Regions from separate parts of the Homo sapiens genome. Here region 2 is linked to region 1. A link is a contact called in ENCODE Hi-C data. All regions are on one chromosome and are shown on one strand. The core of a region is the stretch at or near the end of the contact, and the rest is flanking DNA. Distances in the headings are between cores, read along the strand shown. Region 1 holds the start of SMC5 (structural maintenance of chromosomes 5). Region 2 holds the start of PABIR1 (PP2A Aalpha (PPP2R1A) and B55A (PPP2R2A) interacting phosphatase regulator 1).

Region 1 (6,957 bases), core at 3,781-6,280:
TGAAATACATGCATAATCCTTGACCCTGCCCATTTCTGTCAACTTTTTATTTGTCAGTTTTTAAAGTTCCTGCAGAATTGGAAGGCTGTCACTCAAAATGGCCCTGGTTACTTACTCCTTGGTCAGTAGAAAGTTAAATACAATTGCTTTGCCATGTCTATTAGCTGATGTCTGACTAAGCTGATAAGTAGCATCGGCTCTATTGTGGCTCACTCATTAATTAGCATCAAATTCAGGTTGATATTCTATTTCCAAAAATCTCCCTCTGCCTTTTTAAAATCACCTCTTTCAAGATGGTTTGCAAAAGTGGAATTAAATAATCGAGATGTGGCAAGATAATGTGTATACTCTGATAGGTGCATGAAATTTTCAAAGTGTTAAAAAGCACTGAGCTAGTATAGTTTGCCAGAGAATCTTTGGTTATGCTAACTTCCAGTTATACAGAATCCAACAAATGAGAACTATTTAAATCAAGAATGGTACATTTGTTTAATGGAATACTATGTGATTACTTAAAACTATATCACAGAAAAAAAAACTATATCACAAAAAAAATTATGGCATGGAAAGTTATTCATAATATATTAAGTGGGGGACAGGGGTAAATATGGTATCTATAGAACAATTTGTGCAGAATCATCCTTTTTTAAAACAAAAGGCACAGACCATATGTACAAGTATACAAGAAAAAAAGATGCCAAAACATACACCAAAATTTTAACAATTAGTCTGGGTAGAGGAATTATAAGTTTTTCCTTTGCATGTGTTTGTTTTTCTGTGTGTTTTCCCAAATTTTCTGCATTTAACATGTGTTGCTATGGTAATCACAGCTAAAACCAGTAACATTTCCTTTTTAAAAGGATGGTGTTACAGCATGACTGAGTAGCTGTTTAAAACTTGTAGAGTGTCTACATTTGTGAAGTCATCACAAGTTCAGGGACTCATTCTAAAATTTCAAGTTTAGAAACACAATTTGATTAGTTCACTAAAGACTAATCACATAGAAGGAATACATTCTAATGTTTGATAGCACAGTAGAGTGACTATAGTTAACAATTATCTATTGTATTTTTCAAAATAGCTGGAAGACTTGAAAGGGACCCATCACATAGACATTATAAATACCCTAACTTAATCATTACATATCATACGCATGTAACAAAATTGCACATGTACCCCATTAATATGTACAAATATATATATATTCAAAAAATAATTTTTAAAAAGCTGAGGAGGAAAGAACAAATTTTAAAAAGCTGGAGGGGAAAGAACAAATTAAACTTTAACAGAAAGTTAATTACGAAGATAAGTAGAAATTATGAAATCAAAAGTCAACAAAAGCAAAAATCAAGTTGTTCCTTTAAAAAGATTAATAAAACATACGTAACCTCTACTAGATTAATAAATGAGAGGAAGAAATGAACAATTTACCAGTATCAAGTGAGAAAGAGGAAGCATCACTATAGATGCTGCAAACGTTAATGGATATTAACACATAACTTCATGTAATAAGTTTGACAACTTAGATGAAAAGGACAAATTACTTGAAAAGCACAACCTATTAAAACTGACTCAAGAAGACACAGAAAATCTGAAATTATTTAATCATGCTATTCACACAGCTACTTCAGAGGCTCCAAGTCTTATAATGTGGGGTTTCTTGGCTCCTTACCCCTCTCCTGGGGGATCTAGGAAATAAATGTTGCTATTGATTGCCAAAAAAGGGAAGAAAAAAAAGGACTGATCATTGTACAAAAATGATGACTAGCTCCCTGCCCTCAGCTCCCATTACTAATGTCTATAATTCTTATTTGTTCATCAGGGTAGATTCCCCTAAATGTAGTAACTTCATCAAACAATCTGACTTTTCTACAGCTCTTGAAGCAGAGCCTTTACTTTTCAAAAAATTCATGCTAGCAACTCAGGGAAGGACAGTATTGTGCCCTCCTGAGCACTGAGTTTTTTCGTTACTCACCGCCATTTGAACAGTTTAAAAATTATTCTTTATTTTTGTTGCAGTCTCACCAACGCACCTTAACGTAGCAGTTTCTCATTGTCTGAACTAGTACCCTGGGTTCTTTGTCCTCACGTCCAAGAAAATTAAGGAACGTGGACACAAAGGTGGGGTTGGAGCAAAAGTTTAATAAGTGAAAGAAAGAAAAGAAGCTCTCTGCATTAGAGAGGGGAGTCTGACTGGACTGCCAAGTTGTAGTAAAAACGTCAGGGTTTTTATAAATGGACTAGTGAGGAGGGGTGTCTTATCTTCCCAGGGCCTGAAGATTTAGTTGGGACCAGGTGTGCTATCGGCATAGAGCAGAGTTCCTAACAGCCTTTACCCAATTCCTTGATCACATAAGCAGGCTTTTAGTTTATGCTGCTCTGTGCTGCTTTGTGTCGCTTAAGTTTCTGTGTCTGTTCCCAGACATTTTCTTGCAGCTGCAGGCATCCCCCAACCCTCCCTGTATAAGCTTCTCGCTTCCGTATCTTAGTGGGCCTAAACGGAAAGGAATGTACTTATTAAGTCTCACAGTTTTTACTGGGGCCCATTGTATGAGTATGAAGTCGAGACTCTCCCACTCCTGTGCTTGTTTATCTGTGCTTAAAGCTGTCTATCTGTCCAGGTGCAACCTGAGGTTTTCCCAAGGTTGTTTTATTTTTTGCCTGTTGCTGTGACTTTTCAGGTAGGCTGCTGCTGCAGTCTGAATTTTTTCAATGATTTTTCCTTCCCGTCTCTCTCATTTTCATTTGCATTTAAGAAAATTTCCAGTAACTACGACAAGTTCACATGCTTTTTACTTACTCTATTTTCTCTGGAGCGGAGTCCTTGTGTGAGAGGAAGCAGCAGAGACCTGGGAAAGGAGCTTTGGTCTAGGAGTCAGGAATCAGGGATCTACTGCAATAGCTTTCTAAGTGGCCTTCCACTTCCACACTTGGTGCCCTCTAATCCATTTTCCACACAGCAACCAGAATTATTATTTAAAAACTTTAAGGCCAGGCACAGTGGCTCATGCCTGTAGTGCCAGCACTTCGGGACACCGAGGTGGGCGGATCACTTGAGGTCAGGAGTTACAGACCAGCCTGGCCAAAATGGTGAAACCTCGTCTCTACTAAAAATACAAAAATTAGCCAGGTGTGGTGGCATGCACCTGTAATCCCAGCTACTCGGGAGGCTGAGGCAGAAGAACCGCTTGAACGAGGGAGGCAGAGTTTGCAGTGAACTGAGGTGGCACTACTGCACTCCAGCCTGGGCGACTGGGTGAGACTCTGTCTCAAAAAAATCAAATAAAAAAAATCAAATAAAAAAATTAAAAGCTTTAGTCAGAACATGGCCCTCTCCTGCTTAAAACTTTGCAATGGCTTCCCATTGCTTTAAAAATAAAATTCAGGCTTTTCCACGATGGACAAGGTTCTGCTCTGCAACCTTGTTCACTGCTCTGCAGCAACACTGGCCTTCCCACCTCAGAGCTTTTGTCCTTACTGGTATGTTCCAGCAAAATTCTTTTGCCTGGGGTGCTCTTTTCTCAGATCGTCACAGTTTCTTCTCGTCCTTCAGAGTTTATCTTAAACACCACCACCTCTCTAAGAGGCCTTCCGTACCTCCCACCCATCAGGTTCATTTTGTTTTCTTCCTAACACCTGTCACAGTCTGACATTATGCTAATCATTTGTTGTGTCAGCCTTAAGTAGTGAAATTCAGAAAATATCATTAAGTATAGAGTTTATTCTAACGCAAAGCTTGAGGACAGCCACCTGGAAACACCAACTCCAAACAAATAGGGTCAATGTTCCAAAGTGAAGTTAAGGTTTCATTTACACAGGCAGAAACAGAGAAGGTTCAGCAGGAGTACATTTTCAATACAAGAGCAGTGCATAAATTACAGCGATTAGATTAGTTATAGATAGCTACATTCCAAGGAAGATAACTATATTAATTTATGAAGGGGGTAGTGATCTGAGGGGGTCTTACCTCTGTCTCTGTTTGGTCTTCCTGATTATAGGAAAAAACAAGGCAGACATTGCAGCTGTATGCCATGGGACTCAGGCCCCATCGCCACATTCTTCGCAAGGCTCAGAATAATTTAAAGTTCCAACAGCTTTAAGTTTGAATTATTTAATTTCACAGTTGATTCACTTGTTCTTTTCCTGTCTCCCACAATAGAAAATAAGCTCCCAGGGATGCAACCTTGGCAGGCTCCTAAACTGCCACGGCTCCAGTTTCTTGTAGATTAGATATTCACTGTTGGTTAAATGAAAGAAGTTCTAGACAGGCCTCGGTGTGCTGCCTCCTCTTTAACGAGAGGGCTTACTAGATGAATGTGAGCAGACGGAAGCAGAACACCCTCTTAATGAAGGCAGCGCATTCCAGCTCAGGGATTTCTAGAAACCTCGGGGGCGGAAGTTTAACCAGAGAATTAGGAGGCAAGGGGAAGAGTAGCAATGAGGTTAACCTGTGCAGTGTAGTCATTTCACGAGTTTGAGAACGCCTAGCACGATGCCTTAACGGAGCGTCGGGCACAGAGTCATTTGGGAGGATTTCTTTTTCGGATTTTTGAGACAGGAACCTGATTTGAAGCAACAGGGAAGAACACCAAGAGGACGAAGAGCCAACGACGGGCGTGCCCGGGAGCTCTCACCTGGAAGGGGTGGGAGCAAGCAGGGCCTGACGTCCTCCCGCCTTGGCGGCCGTGGACGCCCCAGGTGCCACCCACAGCAGCCTCCCACCACACATGACTGAGGCTCGGGAAGCAATAAAGTGGCTTTCAAAATACTAAACGCAATTGAGATTTTTTCCTGAGTTAAAACAAAAAAAAAAAGGAACTGAATGCCGAAATATACGGAGAAGAAACTCCAGTTGCCACGTCCCCGAACGTCTCCACCCAGTCCTGCCTGCTGTTTCGCCCTCAGTCTGGGCCTCGCACAGCGCGGCGGAGCGCGGGAGGGGCGGGGCGGGCCTGCTGACGTCGCCGGACCTGAACTGCGCAGGCGCGGCGCGAGATCGCGGGAGCGAGCGCGCGGTAACAGTTCGCGGCAGTTCGCGCGGGAGCGGGGCGCCTGGGTGGATGGGCGCTTGGGCGCCTGGGCTGCCGGACGGTGGGAACGGAAGTCGCTGTGGGACGCTGAGGAAGCCAGGATGGCGACTCCGAGCAAGAAGACGTCAACTCCAAGCCCCCAGCCTTCCAAGAGAGCTCTCCCGAGAGACCCTTCGTCGGAGGTCCCGAGCAAGAGGAAGAATTCGGCCCCGCAGCTGCCGCTGTTGCAGTCGTCCGGGCCTTTCGTGGAAGGCTCTATCGTCCGCATCTCGATGGAGAACTTCCTGTAAGTTGCCCGGAGGCCGCGCCGCGGGTGTGGAGGTGTGCTGGCCAGCAGGCCCCGGGGCTCCGGCAGCGCGCGGGCGTGGGCGTGTGGGTGTGTACCTGGCTTGTGGGTCTGGCCTTGAATTCGTGCCGGGGTTCCCTTGAGGATTTTCCTACGTAGGCTGTGGAGATTGACGTGTATGATGTAGGAGATGTGTGCCTTGGGTGATGTGGTTTTTAAATTTAGTCAGCCAAGGTTTTCCAAAGGTGTCATGTAGCAGGTAGTGGTTGTAGGAGGGAGTAGGTCTCTGCCCGCTGGGAGTCGCGATCCATAGCGGCCCTGGTCTGGAATTCACAGAAGTATTGTCCCCGGGAACTTAAGAGGAGGCAACAGTTAATTCGGCGTGATAGTGATGCTGTGGCGGATTCTTAGGGTAGGCATTTGCCAGAGAGGAGTAGATAAGACGGTAAAGGTTGTTCGGGAATGGAGGTTACAGGTACAAAAAAATTAAACACTTACTGGCAATTGTTGGACCTCCCTACAAACCCTTGACCCCACTAAACCCAGTTTTCTTCCCTGGTTCCTCCCTCTCCCCTTCAGACAACTAGTTACCGCTTTAGAATTTAGTAAGTTTTAAATATATCATGTATTTGCCTAGCACCTTCCAGTTCATTTGTTCCAGGTCTTTTTTTTTTTTTTTTTCCTCTTTTTTTTTGAGACGGAGTTGCGCTCCTGTAGCCCACGCTGGATGGAGTGCTGTGCCGCGATCTCGGCCCACTGCAACTTCCGCCTCTCGGTTTCAAGCGATTCTTCTGGGTCAGCCTCCCGAGTAGCTGGGACTACAGGCGCGCGCCACCACGCCCGGCTAGTTTTTGTTTTTGAGACGGAGTGTCATACTGTCGTCCGGGCTGGAAGGTAGTGGCGCAATCTCGGCTCACTGCAACCTCCGCCTCCCAGTTTCAATCAATTCTCCTGCCTCAGCCTCCCGCGTAGCTGGGATTACAGCCAGCCGCCACCACGCCCAGCTATTTTTTTTTGTATTTTAGTAGACTCGCGGTTTCACCGTGTTGACCAGGCTGATCTGGAACTTTTGACCTCAGGTGATCTGCCCGCCTCGGCCTCCCGTAGTGCTGGGATTACAGGCGTGAGCCACCATGTCCGGCCGGAAGTCTTTTTAAAGCTTGCACATAGTGGCATAAGGATAACAGAATTGTAATAACAATACTACCTTTTTTTTTCAAGCACCTATTGTGTGCCAGGTACATAGTGCACTCATTCTTTCTTCATAACAACTCTATCTTGATAATTTCCATTGCTGAAAGAAGCTCAGTAGGTTATTTTGCCCAGTTTTACGCAGCTGTTACATAGTTGCATTGCTATTTGAATCCAGATCAGGAAAGATAAATGTAATCAAATGAGTTAGATACCATAACAACATATATCAGGATCCTTCACAAAGGATGAAGTGGTTAGTTTTGTCTACGAGTATGAGAAAGGGCTTTGTAAAGAAGATATGAAAGTCTTTGGTCTTGCTCTGTTGCCCACGCTGGAGCTCAGTGGCATGATCAGGGCTCCGTGAAGCCTGGACCTCCCCTTCTCAAGTGATCCTCCTACCTCAGCCTTTCAAGTAGCTCGGACTATAGGCGCGTACCATACCTGGCT
Region 2 (7,029 bases), core at 4,513-7,012, 1.5 Mb before region 1:
TTTAGGGGTGTGTGTGTTTCTCTTTTCTCTCTACTGTCAAGCTAGTTCTCTTCCACTGATACTGTTGTGTGTCAGAGAGATTTGGAAGCTCAGCATTCCAGTTTAGATTTCTGGTTAGTGTTTGAATAAGATATCTTCCTTCCAATTGAAGTACATACATTCTTATCCTATTCTGTCCTTCTCCATTTACATTCCATGCTGTTTTTGTCCATATCAACAACATTTTAAGATCTAACTTTATATAGAAACGTGTATACATTTCAAATAGTTTGATAATGTTTTCCATATGTGTACACCCATGTAAACTAGCACACATATCAGGATATAGAACATTTTCTTGTAGCCCCTCTCAGTCAGTCCTAAGGGTAACCACTATAATAGTCCCCCTCATCCAAGGGGAAACATTCCAAGACCCCCAGTGGATGCCTGAAACTGCAGAAACCAAATCCTGTATGTGTACTGCTACATAGTACTACAGCTAATTCATCCTTCCATGTTTTATGTCTGGTGCCTCTTTTGTACTTTCATCAATGTAGATTCTACTGGACATCTTCCAGAAGAGGCCAGTTTCATTGCAACTGAAGTCTCACTCAGATAGTATCTTTTTTCCTTGATCAACTTCTTCAACTCTGCTAGAAATGTGGCAGCAGCTTCTTCATTGGCAGACAAAACCTCTCTAGTAAATTTTATATTTGTGAATCCAAACCTATTACCAAGTCGGTGTAACCATCACTTATTTGCAGTAAGTGGCTTGGTGTCACTCATTTCAGGGGATCCCTTGCTGAAATCTTCATATAGGCTTACTGCTTTCTGATGCAACACATTGCCATCAATTGGAATGCTTTCTGTTCATGTCTTCCACCCACAAATTTAATGCCCTTTCCATCTTCACTAAGCACTTATCACACACTGTCACCGTAACTTCTGCAATTTGAGGTGCAACAGCAAAACTAGCACATATTTCTTTTTCCTTCTTCACAACTTCATGGATAGAGGATTTGTTCTTACCACAGATCTTAGCAATCTCAGCATATTTTTTTTCACCTTTTCACTTAGAGGAAGCACTTTACAGCTTCTATTTGGCATATTACAATTGTCAGCATCACTACTGTTGTGTTTGGGGCCATTATTAAGTAAAATAAGAGTTACTCAAACATAAGCACTGCTACAGCAGTCAATCTGGTAACTGAGATGGCTACTAAGTGACTAATGGGCAGGGAGCATAGACAGCATGGATGCACTGGTTGTAGGGATGATTCATGTCCCAGGTCAGATGGAGTGCGACGGCACCAGATTTCATCATGGCACTCACTCACAGCAGCATGTAATTTAAAACTCATGAATTGTTTATTTCTGGAATTTTCCATTTAATATTTTTGGACCAACGTTGGCCACAGGTTAACCAAAACTGTGGGTAGGAGGGGACTACTTATTTTGACTTCTAAGTTGGTTTTGGCTGTTTGGGGACTTCATAACACTGAAGTCATAGTGTATGTATTCTTTTGTACTTAATTTCTTTCATTCAACATTATATTGTAACTCATCCATGTTGTTGGGTAAAGAGTTCCATTGTATAATTAAACTGTTTATGGTTGTTTGAGTCTGGAGCTATTACACATAATAATAATAATGCAAGAAACATTCTTGTGCATGTCTTTTAGTAGACAGATGCCCTCATTTCTCTTGGTTATATTGTCAGGAGCAGGATTCCTTAGTCGTGGGCTATAAATATATTTTCTTTTAATAGGTACAGCAAAATATTTTTCCTAAGTGGTTGTAACAGTTAACCCTAAGTTCCTATGGTTTTAAAGCACAGTTTTTTCTGCAGTATTTTTACTGTAGGTTGTTGATGCTAATTAACGTGGAACATTGAGGTATTTGCCAGCCCATCTTAGATTATATACATACACACATTTTTGTATTTTACATTCATTCAATTTGGATTCAGAGGTAGAAATTTGCCTTGTCATATATTTGGAAATTTAATAGTGAAAAATTGCCCTCAGAAATTAAAAGAAAACTATCTAATAATAATATTGTTCTAAGTGCCTACTCCCTGCTAGTCACTTTAAACATTCTAGTTCCACTTATTCCTCATTGAGATCTTATAAATTAGATATCAGATTGGGACTCTGTCCCAATTCTAGATATTGTTATGGTCATTTTTAAGCTATTTATTTATTTTAATTTTATAAGATGAGGTCTCTCTCTTGCCCAGGCTGGTCATGAACTCCTGGACTCAACAATGCTTCCACCTCAGCCTCCCAAAGTGCTGGGATTACAGGCGTGAGCCACCACGCCTGGCCCTAAACTATTTATTTTTAACCTAAAAATAAGTAATATTTTTTAAAATATAAGTAATATTTTAAAAATCTAATATTAATCACAATAAAGTTTAACTGTGGAATAGATGTCTGGTTTTGTGGCTTCACAGTGAGAATGAATCTTGACTAAGTGTGGTATTTAATTCATGGGAGTGAAACCGGAAGGGGGAAATGAGCCAGGGAGGTTCCTTGGATCCTGCCTCTGGCATTATTCATTTGCAGCTGGCTACATTGCATTTTATGGCTGCTATTTTCTCTCATTTGTCCTTGATTCCTTCGAAAGGAAGTAGTAACTCAATATATTAAACACTGCCTAGAATCCTCAGTGCTGAACATTTTAATTCTATCAAATTTTTATTAGCATATCGTTGAAAAAGAAAGAAAACCTAGGGCTTCAGTTTCTTAGGTCACATAATGGGTAGTTCCAGTAACACACCTGCATGGGCTGGAGGGCACTCTAAATAATAATAATATTCCTGATCTTTAAAAAATATATCAAGGTATAGAGCTCTTAGAATCAGTGTAGAAAAGCCTGTTAGACTGGATTTTCAAATAATAGAGTTCTCTTCCCTTTTAGACAAAGCTATATTAATCCATCCTTTCATTCATTATCATGCATTCACACAATGATTCAACAAGTACTTACTCAGTACAATGTGCCAGGCCCTGTTCTAGATATTAAGCATATAACAGAGAACAAAACAAAGGTCTTTCCCTTGTAGAGCTTACTTTCTCAGCAAAGAAACAGGCAAGAAAATGTATACATATATGTCATGTGGTACTCCGGAGGACAATAAAAACAGAGTAAGGGGCATGCAAATGTAGACTTGGTGTTGAGAACTGCAATTGCTTTTTATAAGGAACAGTTATGAAAGCCTCTCCATCAGTATTAATATTTGTGCCAGGACCTGAAAGCACTGAATCATACATGACTCAGTCAATTCTCTGTCCCCAGCTCTACAAGGACAAGGGTAGAAACTGGGAAACCAGCTAAGATCTCTAATAGGTGTGTTCAGGCAAGAACCAAATAGCATATATGTTTTATTTTGTGGGCTCATCACCATCCTTGTGTTTTATTAGTAAAGGTAATTATTATGTTTATCCAGACATGGACGAACAATATCTGGTACATTTGAGCCACATTGATAATAATGTAGTAATATGAAGTTAACAGTAATATGCTGTGGGTATTATAAATTGAGTTCTATATTTAATGTTCTTTTCTACTTACCTAATATTAATTTTTTTGTAGACATTTCCTCCTCTCTCCTGTTTTTATTGAATAATTTGTAGCATTCTTTCAGCCACTTACAGTTGAACTTCAGTCATTTGTGTCTCCTGTTCATCCTCTGCACAGCATGCTATTAGGTTCTGTTGTTGCCTTGTCTCCCAAATCCATCTCCTTCTGCCTTTCCCAACTTTGGTTTTAGACCTTTGTTTCGTCTCAGAATTAGCCATCCTTCTCTAATTCATGCGAAATTCTCTCTTTAATCCATGTGAAATTCAGAAAAAACAATACAGGTTTTTGAAATGAGTCCTTGATTCAAATTGGTTCAGATCTTTGTTCTTCCGTGTACTGGCTGTAGTGCCTTTTGCAATTTTTGAACCTCAATCGTTCCTTCGTAAAATGAGTATAACAATATCTATGCAGTGAGGATTAAGTGGGATTATGGAGTGTTTAAAGTGCCTAGCAGGGAGTAGGCACTTAGAAAATGTTGGTTCTTTCCACCTTGTGTTCTTCTGCTTCAGATCTCTTAATTTCTACAACTCTAAATGTGCTATTTTCCTCTCTCAGTAAATAATACTACCATCTCACCAGTTTAAATAAAAAAAGCTATGAGTCCCCTTCGAATAATCTATTTCTTTCACAATCTAAATTTAATCCATCTGCAAATCCTATTTGTTCTAACTCAACACATATCCTCAGTCTCTCTGCTTCTCCCCATTGACACTGCTACAACCCTAGTCCAAGAATCTTATCTGTACTGTTGCCATAGGTCCTGAATTCATCCTTCTGCCTCCACTCTGGTCTTCTTTCAGCCTGTTTTCCACAGAGCCTAAGTGATATTTAAAACATAAACCAGATAATATCAGTCCCCTGCTTAAAACCCTCCAGTGGCGTTTCATCATATTCAGAATGAGATCCAACTCTTACCCTCTCCTAACACTCCCGCTCTTATGCTTCAGCGGCACTGCCCTTTTTTCTTTTTCTGCTAACTCATCAAACTCATGGCTGCCTCCGGCCTTAGCACTTGCTATTCTCTCTGCTTGGAATACTCATTCCCCAGATGTCCACGTGACTTACTGCTTCTTGTCATTTAGATCTCAACTCTAATTGTCCCCTGACTTCTATCAGTAGTGCTCCATCACACCATCTTACTTTTCCTAAGGCTTACCACTATCTGAAAATAGCCTGCGTTTCTCTATTTTCCCCTCAGTAAGAATTAAAAGTTCATACTAGGGCCCATTTCCTAGCAGTGTTTGGCACATAGTAAGTATGCTGAAAAAAAAAAACCTTGACTGACTGAATAAATGAACAAATAAACTCACTTTTAATGAGATATCAAGGTTTTATATTAATTACATGAGCCAAGAATTGTGGTTTCATTTTTAAAATGTGAGGACCTACTGGTTTAATCCTTCATACTTCACACATATGCTTGTGCTGGAACTATGACTGTAAATCAATAGCAATACCATCCTCTGTTTTGGCTTCTTCCCCTAACCTAAATAGTTCTCAGATTTACTTTTCTCTCCATCTCCACTGCCACACTGTCACCTTAGTGCAAATGACCATCCTCTCTGGCCTTTTTTCTGTAAGGTTTTAATCTCCCAATATGTATTCTCCAGACTGCAGGCCAGTGAGCTTTTCAGTTGCTGTTACACCCATGCTTGAAAACCCTTTAAGTTTTCATTGTTCTCAAGATAAAGACCAGAATGTGGTCTGGTCCACCACCTCACGTCAGGCCAGCCCTCACTCTCCACTCCAGGCCACACTTTCTCCTCCCCTCCTGGTTCCCGCCTGCCAACTGGCTGGGTAGCCGTTGCTTCCCGCTTCCTGCAAAGTTCTACATCGCACCCATTTCGCCCACTTCTTCAGATTTCAGGAGATTGTTCCTTCCTCGAGGAAGCCCTCCCTGATTAGGCCAAGCGCCACTCCACGTCATACAGCCCCACATCACCATGGGCCTCTCTTTCAGGGCTTTGTTTTATGAGTATGCAATCCAGAATATGACAATCTTATTGACATGCGTCAACGCGAGCTTGCGCTCAATAGCTATTTGCCGAAGGAATATACGGACTAGCGGCCCGACCACTCCTCGCCCCTCCCCTACCACTGCCGCGCACATATTACGCATTAAGCAGGCGCCGCGAGTACGGACATCGCGAGCGCCTGCGCGAAGGGCTACGCATGCGCAGAGGGGCCAGCCCGCTGACAGATTCTCGGTGGCGGCGGCAGCGGCGGCGGCCCTGGACTGCGGGGAATGGGAATCCTAGGTCCCTGACTGAGCACCTCCCCCGCCTCCCTGCCCCCGACATGGCTCAGGAGAAGATGGAGCTAGACCTGGAGCTGCCTCCGGGTACGGGCGGGAGCCCGGCGGAGGGCGGTGGCAGCGGCGGCGGCGGGGGCCTCAGGAGGTCTAACAGCGCCCCCCTGATCCACGGCCTCAGTGACACTTCGCCGGTGTTCCAGGCCGAGGCGCCGAGCGCCAGGCGGAACAGCACAACGTTCCCGAGCCGCCACGGCCTGCTGCTGCCGGCCTCCCCTGTCCGCATGCACAGCAGCCGCTTGCACCAGATCAAACAAGAAGAGGGCATGGACTTGATCAACCGAGAGACGGTCCACGAACGGGAGGTGCAGACCGCAATGCAGATAAGCCACTCCTGGGAGGAAAGTTTCAGCCTGAGTGACAACGACGTGGAGAAATCCGCCTCCCCCAAGCGCATCGATTTCATTCCTGTGTCACCAGCACCGTCACCCACTCGGGGAATTGGGAAGCAGTGTTTTTCGCCATCCTTGCAAAGTTTTGTAAGTAGCAACGGATTGCCTCCAAGCCCTATTCCCAGCCCAACGACCCGATTTACCACCCGGAGAAGCCAGAGCCCCATCAATTGCATTAGACCAAGTGTTCTTGGACCATTGAAAAGAAAATGTGAAATGGAAACTGAATATCAGCCAAAGAGATTTTTCCAGGGCATCACCAACATGCTTTCTTCTGACGTTGCACAGCTGTCAGATCCTGGTGTGTGTGTATCTTCGGATACCCTTGATGGAAACAGCAGCAGTGCCGGATCTTCTTGTAACTCACCAGCGAAAGTCAGCACTACCACCGACTCTCCTGTGTCACCTGCCCAAGCGGCTTCTCCATTTATTCCACTAGATGAACTTTCGTCTAAGTGATTCACTCATCCTGAGACTTTCTTTTTGCAGTGGAGAGAGAGAATAATCTAGTTGGGGCAAACACTGAACTTTGTCAATTAATTTGAGGCTATTTCCTATTTGACCCCTTTTCTTTTTTGAAATTCCCTGAAATGATGTTATTCTAGAGAACTTCTATGTCAGGTTCCTTTGGATACCCTTGAATTCAGTGTAGTAATATTTTCAGACGTTTCCCCAATAAGTGTGTTGAAGCATACATCTTTACGCTGCTAATATGTCTAAATACATATGTTATCCCTTGATTTTTTTAAATAACTGAGAGCT

The links. Hi-C counts contacts between places; a loop is a spot of excess contacts on that map. Pooled maps may share reads with other maps.
Region 2: a map of CD8-positive, alpha-beta T cell shows a loop between it and region 1 (14-fold over the local background). The contact joins the promoter of PABIR1 here to the promoter of SMC5 in region 1. A Hi-C loop is called at or near these places in 3 of 168 maps with a recorded cell type or tissue (CD4-positive, alpha-beta T cell and CD8-positive, alpha-beta T cell) and 8 of 50 pooled maps.

What each region holds. Positions count from the first base shown.
Region 1 is chr9:70,253,948-70,260,904 of GRCh38, forward strand. It overlaps SMC5 (structural maintenance of chromosomes 5), which reads left to right and starts at 5,031. Exons shown (of 25, transcript NM_015110.4): 1 at 5,031-5,316. The coding sequence starts at 5,132. SMC5-DT (SMC5 divergent transcript) reads right to left here and starts at 4,927. Exons shown (of 4, transcript NR_039990.1): 1 at 4,449-4,927; 2 at 3,968-3,988. RefSeq lists enhancers at 4,598-4,787, 5,118-5,317 and a silencer at 4,858-5,077.
Region 2 is chr9:68,774,303-68,781,331 of GRCh38, forward strand. It overlaps PABIR1 (PP2A Aalpha (PPP2R1A) and B55A (PPP2R2A) interacting phosphatase regulator 1), which reads left to right and starts at 5,763. Exons shown (of 1, transcript NM_138333.5): 1 at 5,763-7,029. The coding sequence starts at 5,863. The coding sequence ends at 6,726. The region is part of intron 2 of PIP5K1B (phosphatidylinositol-4-phosphate 5-kinase type 1 beta); the gene reads left to right. RefSeq lists silencers at 5,252-5,666, 5,784-6,023 and an enhancer at 5,671-6,499.